Linked DNA regions of Homo sapiens: region 1 is linked to region 2. Evidence: chromatin contacts called from ENCODE Hi-C data. All regions are on one chromosome and are shown on one strand. The core of a region is the stretch at or near the end of the contact, and the rest is flanking DNA. Distances in the headings are between cores, read along the strand shown.

The links. Hi-C counts contacts between places; a loop is a spot of excess contacts on that map. Pooled maps may share reads with other maps.
Region 1: a loop to region 2 is called in a map of naive thymus-derived CD4-positive, alpha-beta T cell, with 4 times the contacts of the local background. The contact joins two enhancer-like sites. A Hi-C loop is called at or near these places in 4 of 168 maps with a recorded cell type or tissue (CD4-positive, alpha-beta T cell, CD8-positive, alpha-beta T cell, esophagus muscularis mucosa and 1 more) and 11 of 50 pooled maps.

Annotation. Positions count from the first base shown.
Region 1 is chr5:98,876,945-98,882,757 of GRCh38, forward strand. CHD1 (chromodomain helicase DNA binding protein 1) reads right to left here. Exons shown (of 36, transcript NM_001270.4): 20 at 5,031-5,179; 21 at 4,335-4,431; 22 at 4,132-4,227; 23 at 2,608-2,784. Among named protein-coding and RNA genes, the nearest start is that of CHD1-DT, 49 kb to the right of the region's middle. Within about 2 kb of position 3,832, at least 2 of the 41 ENCODE cell types and tissues checked have a DNase peak (open chromatin) inside an H3K27ac peak, as active enhancers do.
Region 2 is chr5:96,777,872-96,782,857 of GRCh38, forward strand. ERAP1 (endoplasmic reticulum aminopeptidase 1) reads right to left here. Exons shown (of 19, transcript NM_001040458.3): 16 at 3,822-3,983; 17 at 3,187-3,327; 18 at 2,552-2,633. Among named protein-coding and RNA genes, the nearest start is that of ERAP1, 28 kb to the right of the region's middle. RefSeq lists an enhancer at 2,501-3,700. Within about 2 kb of position 3,049, at least 2 of the 41 ENCODE cell types and tissues checked have a DNase peak (open chromatin) inside an H3K27ac peak, as active enhancers do.

The DNA of each region.
Region 1 (5,813 bases), core at 2,582-5,081, 2.1 Mb after region 2:
GATAACTTGAGCCCAGGAGTTCAAGACCAGCTTAGGCAACATAGTGAGACCTTGTCTCTACCAAAAATTTAAAATATTAGCCAGGTATTTTTGTAGCATGCACCCGTAGTTCCAGCTACATGAGAGGCTGAGGTGGGAGGATCATTTGACCCCAGGAAGCTGAGGCTGCAGTGAGCCATGACCATACCATGGCATTTCAGCCTGAGCAACACAGTGAGATCCTGTCTCAAAAACAAAAAGCAAATAATCTAAATATTCATCAAAGAGAGACCAGACAAATCTATACGATAGAATGCTGAGACACCATTAAAAATGGGGTTGTAGAATAATTAACATTCATGACATACTGTCAAAAAGAAGAAAAAGTTCCAAATTAATACAACTCCAACTTAATTTGGCAAATGATAATGAATTTTTAAAAATTAGAATGATGTACACTGTGATAATGTTATCAGTCCTATCTCTGGATGAACAGATTGATTAGCTGTCTTTTTTTCCGTTCTGCTTAATATCCACATATTGCTATTCTAACTAGACAAATCAGATATTTGAAAGAAAAAAATGCCAGTTGAACCCACATAAAAGGCTATTTGTAACATCCATTAATTTTAATAAGATACATCAAAACATATATTCTGTAAGTCTTGGGAGTTTTTCCAAAGCCTTGGCACATATTCCGAACCTCTAATATGCTGAAAGTTAAATGAAGTAAAAAATGGTATTTAGACCTTTTTTTTCTAACCTCCCTTGATCCTTTCACAAGATCTAATGCAATGCTGCATTCTCACACACTCTAAAACAAAACTACTTAGGGGTTTGGAGAAATAAACAGAAACAAGAAATAACATGCATGGTTACTTTCAGGCCAAAAGCATTATTTTTGGCTCTACTTCTGGCTGTTATGTAGAAACTTGGTAGGGGCACTGCTCCTACTCTAACAACAAATCTGATGTACAAAATCATAATTTTTCTGTTTAACATCAGAGAGATGAAATCACACGGCAACCTACACATCTAAATGTAAGGATATACAGGAGATTACAAAAAGAGAAAAAGAGGACTTGAACAGTGGCTCATTTGTGAAGAACACAGGTGACAGAAATCAAGTACCATACAAGCAGGTAAGAGGAGATCAGCTAAAATCTGCTAATGGCTGAGTGTACGCTATTGTGAGATCACAGGACCTAACAGCCAAAACTCGGAGGACCTGCACCCACTCTCAAGCACTTTGCCACGAACTTCCACCAGGTGCTCATGAGAAGGAAGACTGGAGAAAACTTTCCTCCATGGTACAGCCTTGGAGAAAGTGAGCAGTCACCTTTGTGGAAACAGGAAGGAAGCCTTGCCAGACCTTTCCCATCTGCTCAACTGAGGGAACAGAATAAGATCTAATACGGTTGCAAGAAAAGAAAAAACAAAAAGCTCTACCCTTCGGGGAATGGTAGCAGGGCAGGGACTAGAGTGGGGCAAGCCCCTCATTTGCCCCAGGCTTAAAATTTAAGGAAGCACGAAAAAACTCAGCAATCAAGACAAAAAATCTTATATCCTAAAAACCAAAGGATACTAGAAAAAGAAATTAGTCTTAGAATTTTTTTCCTTTTTGGCAATATAGCTTGGCATGGCACTATTACAGTTATTCAAAATTTTGGTATTTGTTTACTTAGGCCACTGAATAAACACCAACAAATTTTTAAAAATTAAAATTACATAAAATATGCTTTCTGAACATGACAGAATTAAACTACCAATGATTAACAAACATAGTTGAAAAATTTCCTAAATATCTGAACATTTTAAAACATACTTCTAAAAAAACCTGTGGGTCAAAGATAAGTCATATGGGAAATTTTAAAATGTTTTTAAATTAAGGAAAATATAAAAATAGATTTGGAAGATTCAGAAAAAGTAACGCTTAAAGAAAAATTTGTAGCATTAAATGCCGATATTAGAAAAGAGAGATTACATTTCTATATCTAAGCTTGCACCTTAAGAAACTGAATAAAAGAGGCCAGGTGCAGTGGCTCGTGCTATAGTCCCAACATTTTGGTAGGCCAAGGCAGATGGATCACTTAAGCCCAGAAGTTCCAGACCAGCCTGGACAACATGGTAAAACTCCATCTCTACAAAAAGAATACAAAAATCAGCTGGGTGTGGTGGGACACACCTGTAGTCCCAGCTATTTGGGAGGCTGAAGTGGGAGGATCATCTGAGGCCGGGAGGTTAAGGTTGCAGTGAGCCAGAATTGTGCCACTGCACTCCAGCCTTGGCAATAGAGCAAGATGCTGTCACCAAAGAAAAAAGAAAAGAAAAGAAAGAAAACAGCAAATTAAATCAAAAGCAGAAAGGAAGAAATAATAAATTGTGGAAACTCATGAAATTAAAAACACACACACACACAAAAATCAATGAAACCAGGAGCAGGTTCTTTGAAAAGATGAATAAAAGAGGAAGAAACACTTCTCAACTCATTTCATGAGGCAAACATTATCAAATCAAGGCCATTACAAGAAAAGAAAACTATGGACTGATACCTCGTAGAAACAAACAAAATCAGCCCAGGTTGAATACTCTTACTTTATAGAAATATCTTTAAAATTGCAAAATCACCTGTTTTGCACAATTTCTCATTCTTGGGAGCATATAAATTTCTTCAAGTTCCTTTTGTCTTTCTTCTTCTTCTAATCGTCTTCTTTGATCTTCTGGAATAATTTCCTCCCAATTCTTTGAATTTCTTTCAGGTTCCAACTCAATGTCATCCTCATCCATATTTGAGAAGTTGGCAACCTGATAAATTTCAGAATTTTAAGAGTAACTGTTACAGAAAAATTGATCCCTAAAAGTTTTTTTTAAGGGGAAGAACTGGCATGCTCCTTAGGATAATGAACATGGCTGTGGACTAAACCAAATATAACTTCTAAACAACCTAGATTCATTTCTTCATTAGGGCAAAGCAGATCAAACCAAATGACATCTAATAATCCTCTAGGAATGATTTTATTTTGCCCTACTGCTCAACAAAATTAGTAGCATCACAGAACTAAGAGCAGTTAACAGAACAACAAAAAAGTAATTTATACTATTAACATGCTAAATAATCTGCAGAAATTCTCAGACCAGTCCACCTATCAAGTATTGTAGAACAATCTAATATCATTTTTATGGTCACAAAAACACTATCTAAAGAGCTACTGGCAGAGACATAGAGCTCTTTGAGAGCACACTAATTTCTGTGAGGATTACATAAGATAGCACATTTAAGGTACTATGCAAGGTCTGGTATACAGAAAGCACCCATTAAGGCTAACTATCACAGCCGGGCGAAGTGGCTCACGCCTGTGATTCCAGAAACCTTCACCTCTTAACCAGGATTACTCAACATTCTGTCTTATCTCCCCCTGCTATAGCTCTTTCCTCACTACAGTCAATCAACCACAAAGTAGTCAGAATGATTCATTAAAATTATAAAAGTTTTTTATTCACTGTGTGGGGTACACTGTAGGTGTTCCATAAATATTTGTCAAATGAACACATGAAATGAATTGATCTTTAAAAACCACAGTTCAGAGAAAACAGCTAAGATGTAGAGAAACCTGTTTCTTCAAACAAATGGCACTTAACTTACTCCATGAGGTCAGTTGACTTACGTTGTTTTAGGACTCCTTTCAACTCATTGACCCTCAACAAACCAGGGATATTAAGTATCAATATATAGTAGCTTATTGCTTACTTTGACTGATTTACTTGAGTTTTCTTATTTGTGATAAGTTAATGTCAAAAACTGCTTCAAAAAAATATCAGCTGAAAGCTTTCAGTCATGGAAATCTAAGTAAGAGATCACACTGATTCATTTATTTACCTAAGTATTTAAGGACATGCTATTTGCCAAACACTATTCTAGTTGCTAATTAGGAAACAACAGCTCTTTCCACCCAACTAAATGTAACTTCATAAATGGGTTTGGTCTCTTTCAAATCAGTTTGCTACTGGTTTGTCTGAACAAGAGAGAGTAGTTTTTACATAACACAGCAATCTTCCTGATTATGCTTAAAGAAAGATTAACAAACCACTAAATGACATAACTCAATTCCTCTCAATTTATGTAATTACAAGGAAAATTTTGTTTAAATCTACCTTGAACTGGGAAAGCAATTCATCTCCTACAGTTAAAGGACCTGGTTCATTTTCATGAGTTTCAGCTCTCTTCAAGATTTCATCTATATCCATTTCCTATAATTAAAAAGACAATATTTAAATATACTTGAATCCTTTCATCCTGTCAAATATATGACACATATTCTGAGGCAGGCCTTTTTTTTTTTTTTTTTTTTTTTTACCTGGGGCTCTTGTTCTTCTCCTTCAGGTTCCTTAAAAAGTTCTTCAGCACCAAACTTTAAAATGGCTGATAACTCTTCTTTATTGAAAGGAGTAGAACTAAAACAGGAAAAACAAAAATGCTTAACATTAACAGTTAAAAATATAACAGTTACACAGCACTTTTATTAATTACTGACATTTTCACCTTTACAACAGTTACATGAAGAAGTTAGACAAATCAAGTATTAGAATCCTTTTTTTTTTTTTTGGAGACAGTGTCTCCTTCTGTCACCCAGGCTGAAGTGCACTGGCACAATCTTAGCTCACTGCAACCTCCGCCTCCCGGGCTCAACTGATCCTCCCACCTCAGCCTCCTGAGTAGCTGGGACTACAGTTGTGTGTCACCATGCCCAGCTAAGTTTTTTATTTTTTGCAGAGGTGGGGTTTCACTATGTTGCCTAGTGCAGTATATTTATTTTAAAATAAGGAACTTGAAGCATAGAAGTGAAAGAGATTACCCCTAAAATTACAAATCTGTAGCGATGAAACCAGGTATTTGAAGTATGTCTTCTAACTAGAAATTAGTCCAAAGTCTTCCAAAATATAAAAAGTACAACTCTGAATACATTTCCTCAATGATCTACAGTGATGTAACATATCAAAAATATGAGTTTACTGACTCTAAAATGACATTTTTTTAATAATCAAGTAACCACCTTGATGGGGCAGAACCTGTATGTAGTACTGTCTTCCCAGTTGTGTCCATTCTTTGAATTACAAGATGATCTAAAACCATCTTCTTTTTCGCCCTTTCAAGAATATCTTCTTCAACTGATCCCTTTGTAACTAGACGATAAATATTCACCTGTAAAAATACACATGAGGAAACAAATTGCAGTATAAAGGATTTGTTTTGCTAACCTCAAGTGCCTAAACACTGGCACACAAATTGAAGCTCATTCTATATGAAGTTTTCACTGGTTAAAAGCAAAATGAAAATTTAAAAAACATGTTTAAAGCTAGAGTTCCTCAACTTAAGGGACTATTTTGAAACTATATCCTTCCTTCCTTCTTAATATTTTGATAAGGAGATTGCATTTGCTTATTTTTTTTTAAAGGAATGACAGTAATTTTTATGTTATGATTTAGCTGGGGAAAATGGGGGGGGGGCATGTAAACTTCTGATAGCCTTCTTATACTCGTTGCCTTGATTCTAATGTTTCATCACTCTATATAATGCAAAATTCTATGAACTACTCCCCAAGTTAATAAGAAACCCACCATAAAACAAACTCTCCAAAATTGAAAAGAATTGGTGTAGTAAATTTTCCCTATTTCTCTAGGTCAAAGATTCTGCAGTAAATTTTCCCTATTTCTCTAGGTAAAGGTTCAGTACCACCATTTAAGGGTATGTTGTTACAATTATAAAATGGGGTCACGTTTACATGTGGAGAATCTTGTAAGCACATGGACAAAATATAGACTAACAGAAAGGTAGC
Region 2 (4,986 bases), core at 1,799-4,298:
CAACATCTCCACTGAATATTTGATTCAGACTTGGCTCTTTAAGAACAATTTCTGTGCAATAAGTAGCACAATACAGGGATAGGAAAACAGGTTTATCCTACTAACTTGATTTGAGCAAATGATTTAACTTCTATGGAAGCCAGTCTCCTCATTTGTAAAATGAAGAGCAGTGGTGAAGGATGTAGTTATATAATGCAGGTAAAGTGCAAAGCCCCAAACCCAGCATGTATCAGGGACTTAACCTCATCCATTTGTTCACCAATATTTACTCTGATATTTATTCATCCCTCTGCTGTAATTACTGTGCTAGACACTGAGGATGCAGCAGTGAATCAGGCAAGCATCCTCCCCTCATGGAGCTTACAGTCTTTTGGGGTATACAAGCAGTAAATATGATTACTGTAAATAAACTGCTATGAAGAAAATATGCCAGGGGTATGCTAGTAACTGAGGAGATGTGGCCTGCATTGAACAGCATGGTTTTGGGGAAGGTGATCTGAGCCGAGACCTCTCAAAGATAAAATGCCCCTTTCTAGTGAAAAGTTGGGGAATGGGCAAGCCAGGCAGAGAGAATAAAAAGTGCAGAGGCTTAAAGACAGGAGAAACATGTGGTAGCCCAGGAGCAGAAGGAGGCTGAGTGGCTACAGTGTTATGAGAGAGTAAGCCAGGAGCGCCTGTGGGAATTGGCACCAGAGAGGTCCTCAGAAGCCAGGTCTTCAAGGTCATGGACACATGGGAAGGAGGGATTTGGAATTTACTGCAAGAACAATAGGCAGGGTTTCAAGAAGCCAGGGTCAGTTATGGGCTGACTTGCAGTCTTCAATGTGGAAAATGTTTTGCTATTGGCAAAGTGGCAAGGGGGAGGCCAGTTAGGACACTATTGCAATAGGCAAGGCAAGAGATGAGAAAGGATTGAATGGGGGTAAGAGCAGAGAGAAGTGCGCAAGATCCAGTGCATGTGCTGAGGGAAGACCGGCAGGACTTGCGTAGTTAGATGTCTGGGGAAGAAAGGATTCAGGATGACTCCCGTATTTTATATGTCCGTAGTTTGCTCTCCATTATGATAACATCTCGGGCTCTTTACTTTTCATGCCCTGCTTCAGGATCTTCGCACCTGATATTTCCTCTGCACACAATACTCCTCTAGATGTTGGCATTTCCTTCGATATCTTCTCAAATGTCTCCTAATCATCCTATAAAACAGCACCAACCCTCTATCCCAATCACTCTCCTTGCCTTATTCATCTTCAGAGCATGTAACTACTTGACATTGGTTGATTTGTCTGTAATTGTCTGATTCCCACAGCAGAAATTTCAGCTCCGTGACAGCAAAGGTTTTGTCTGTCTGTTCACTGTTACAGCCCCATAACCTAAAACCATGTGTGGCATATATGTCTTGAATGAATTAATGAGAATACAAGTGAATGAATGAAATGCTTTGTTGCTATAGATCTTGTCTATAGATGACTACCTTTCTGGTCAAGGCTTTGGACATCTCTTCAGTCATCAGACAGAGTATCTCTGCTCTAGACCTCGCTGGAGTTCAAGCTTGAATTATTATATGCAAGTTAATTTTACAAGCCTGGATGAGGCTACTGAAAACTGGAAAAAAGCTACGAGACTGTAACAACCCTTCATTCTTTTTCATTTCCAAAGCTCTCTCCCCATCTCAAGCTAGAAAATAGTGTAACCAGACTACACAATGGAACCACTCCTAAAAAAATTAATATTAGCCTCTCAGCTTTTATCTAAATGTACCACAGTTTAAGAGCCTTGTAAAATTTGTTCCACAACTTTACTATAGGAAACCTTATTATAGAAGGGACACCACAGAACTCAATGGCCCACACATCAAAGTCCTCGAGTTTAGGACTGAAGAAAAGTCTGCTTTTGTAGAAAATGTGTATGCTTCATGTTCTCTTTTACCAGACAATGAGAATAACTCATACTGATTCCTCATTTTTCCTTGACTTCCAGGAATGTCTGTGATAAATTCAGGGGACAATTGCGAGAATTATCCTCAGCCATAAGTCCCTCACATGGTTATCACCTGTCCATTATGTATCTTTTTGTCCTTCATTTTAACATTTCTTTTATACATGGATCTTAAAGCTGCCTGAAATTCTTTCTGAAGGTAGATGGTTACATAATAAGTGACAGGGAACCATGAACTTGGATGGTTTATAAAGAACCTAGATTCCGGACCTGCCTCTTTAGCAACAGCTGGATGACCACTTCAGTCATTTATACCTCAGTGCCCACTTTTAACATCCTTAAACAAGGACTAATTGTCTCAAGTAATTTTCTTCAAGTCCTAAGGTTTTTACTGGCAGAGCTAAGACCTCTTAACGTGTCTGAGAAGAGGCACAGTTTTCACTAGTTTAATTGCAACTGATTTATGCTGCTGTCAACACCATAGCATCCAAAAATAACTTCTAAATGACAATCCATTTCTAACTCACCACACCCTCAAAGTATTTTGTCTACCCCATATTAATTAGCTAATTTTCATTTATGTTTAAAAATATATATATAGATTTTTTTTTTTTACCTCTTCAAGCCGTGTTCTTGTGGAGAATTGATTTGTTGTACCCATTACCATGTGGGCTATGGAAGATGAGCCAAGTTCAAACCTAGAGAGGGAAATATTCAAAAACGGGTTGTGAAATACTTATTCATTTAACATATATTTTAAGGGCCTCCTATATATAATAGCTTTCAGCTAAAAACTGATCGGTGTGAAAAATACAAAATATGATGTCTATCCAATGGGTTAAGATCTAGCTGTAAAGAATAATACACACCAACAGCCTAATAAAAGGTTAAGTATCCAACAGAAAATGACAGAAGCAGGAAATGCTATAAGAGTTAGACAAAGACAGATGTGAACAAGCAAATGTGTTCATGGAAGGCCTGGGCTGAACTGTGAGGAGGAAGGCTTCAGATATGTCCATGGGCTCAGGAAGGGGTTATGCCAGATGGAATGGAAAACATCCCTGTCCAGATTCACTAGTTAGCACTGAAGTCCAGTTTTATGTTTTCTACAAATATTTTAGGTATTTCTACTGCCTATCTTCAATCAAAAAGTACCTTTAGACTGTTACTGTTCTTTTACAAACAGCAAGGCTAAAACACAGTAAGGTTATGAACTTATCCAGTCACAGCACAATTTTTGGCACCACTTACTTTTGTACAAGTTTGTTCCAGTTTTTCCTCAGAAATTGCCAGGCCAGTGGGTATCCTACTGGGTTCCTGCCAATGAGTGTAAGAATTTGTGGAAACTCCTGAGTTTTTATTTTATCTCCCTTAAAGCTTTCATCTAGTAGCCTAGAAGGATTAAGAAAAGAAATGTTAGCAATGAATAGGTGATGAAACAGTTATGAATCACTGCAATAAAATTACTTGTAAAAGAAAAAAAAGTCTGCCAGTAACAAAGGTTAAAAAGATAAATGGGTAACCACAATCCTGATAAACCCACTATAGCTACATAATAAAAACTAACATTTATATAGTGTTCATAACACCCATTCTCATATACCCTCTCATTTGCTCAAAAGAATAGTTAAGGAAGAGTAGCTCTAGTAAATATTTTTAATATGTTGTCATTTTAAAGATGCACAAATGTATACACCTTTAAATATTTTTCCTAACACCTGGTTCTCCCTAATTATTTGCCTTTCTCATTAGATGTGTGCTGACTTGCAGTATGTTCCCAGCAGGATAGGCAATTCCTGGCCAAGAAAACAAAAATAGATGCCAGAATGATCTAATCTAATCTAATTTCCCTTGGCCACATGAACATGAATGAATGACGGACTCACCATTGAAGCTTTTCCTTATTTTGGGTTCTGCAGAGGGCAAATTCAATTTGGCTTTTCTCAGTACTGGACAAAGAAAACTGATATTTACTATAAAGAAAATCCCAGCCTTCTGTGCTCTGGGCCCCCACAGCAAACACTGCCAAGGTCACGTCGACAGGCAGGCTATAGAAAGGAACACACTCGGTGAGAATCTGAGGTGCAGTAAGTATGTTTAGAGGCATAATGGTGACTAACTATGAACTGCTGAACTTTCCCCATGATCAGAGAAGCATGCCTGGAAATATAAACAAAAACTACTGATTTCCTTCAGTTACAATTTTTTTTTTTTTTTTTTTTAGGACGGAGTCTTGCTCTGTCACCCAGGCTGGAGTGCCGTGGCTCGATATCGGTTCCTGCAAGCTCCGCCCTCCCGGGTTCACGCCATTCTCCTACCTCAGCCTCCCGAGTAGCTGGGACTACAGGCGCCCGCCACCATGCCCGGCTCATTTTTTGTATTTTAGTAGAGACGGGGTTTCACCGTCTTAGCCAGGATGGTCTTGATCCCCTGACCTCGTGATCCACCCACCTCAGCCTCCCAAAGTGCTGGGATTACAGGCGTGAGCCACCGCGCCTGGCCTAGTTACACTTTATAAAAAAAAGGCAAGAGAAAAATATCTAAAATTAGGTTTTAAGTAGCCTTCTCAAAAATGTGAAATGCCATTTTTATAAATACCTACATATTTAAATACTTTAATGATGCTGGGTGACTCCATAGGGGATCACCTTTCAAGCCAAAAGAAATTCAAACTATATTCAAAATTTACACCATGATCACAAGTCAGGACGGCAGTAGGACCACTGTTTGGATTTCTTTAAGCTGAAGCATGTAGGTTGTTGGCATAAATGTTTCCTGGGTGGGGTTTAAGCTCCAAATGTAAAAAGGACTGAAGTGTAGCAAGAATAGGGATTTCCAGATACGGTAAAATCCTACCTTGCTTAGACAGTGTCAGCAATTACTATGCATCCCTGTCAGGGAATTTGGAAGCCCAAAGAAACTACTATAAAATACAATGCATGTGTTTCTCTATGGCATGGCTGTCACCGTTTAATAAGATTTTGCATTGCCTATACAAAATGAGAATTATTCCCATACCATCCTAACTCCCCAGATATTTGACTTTTATGC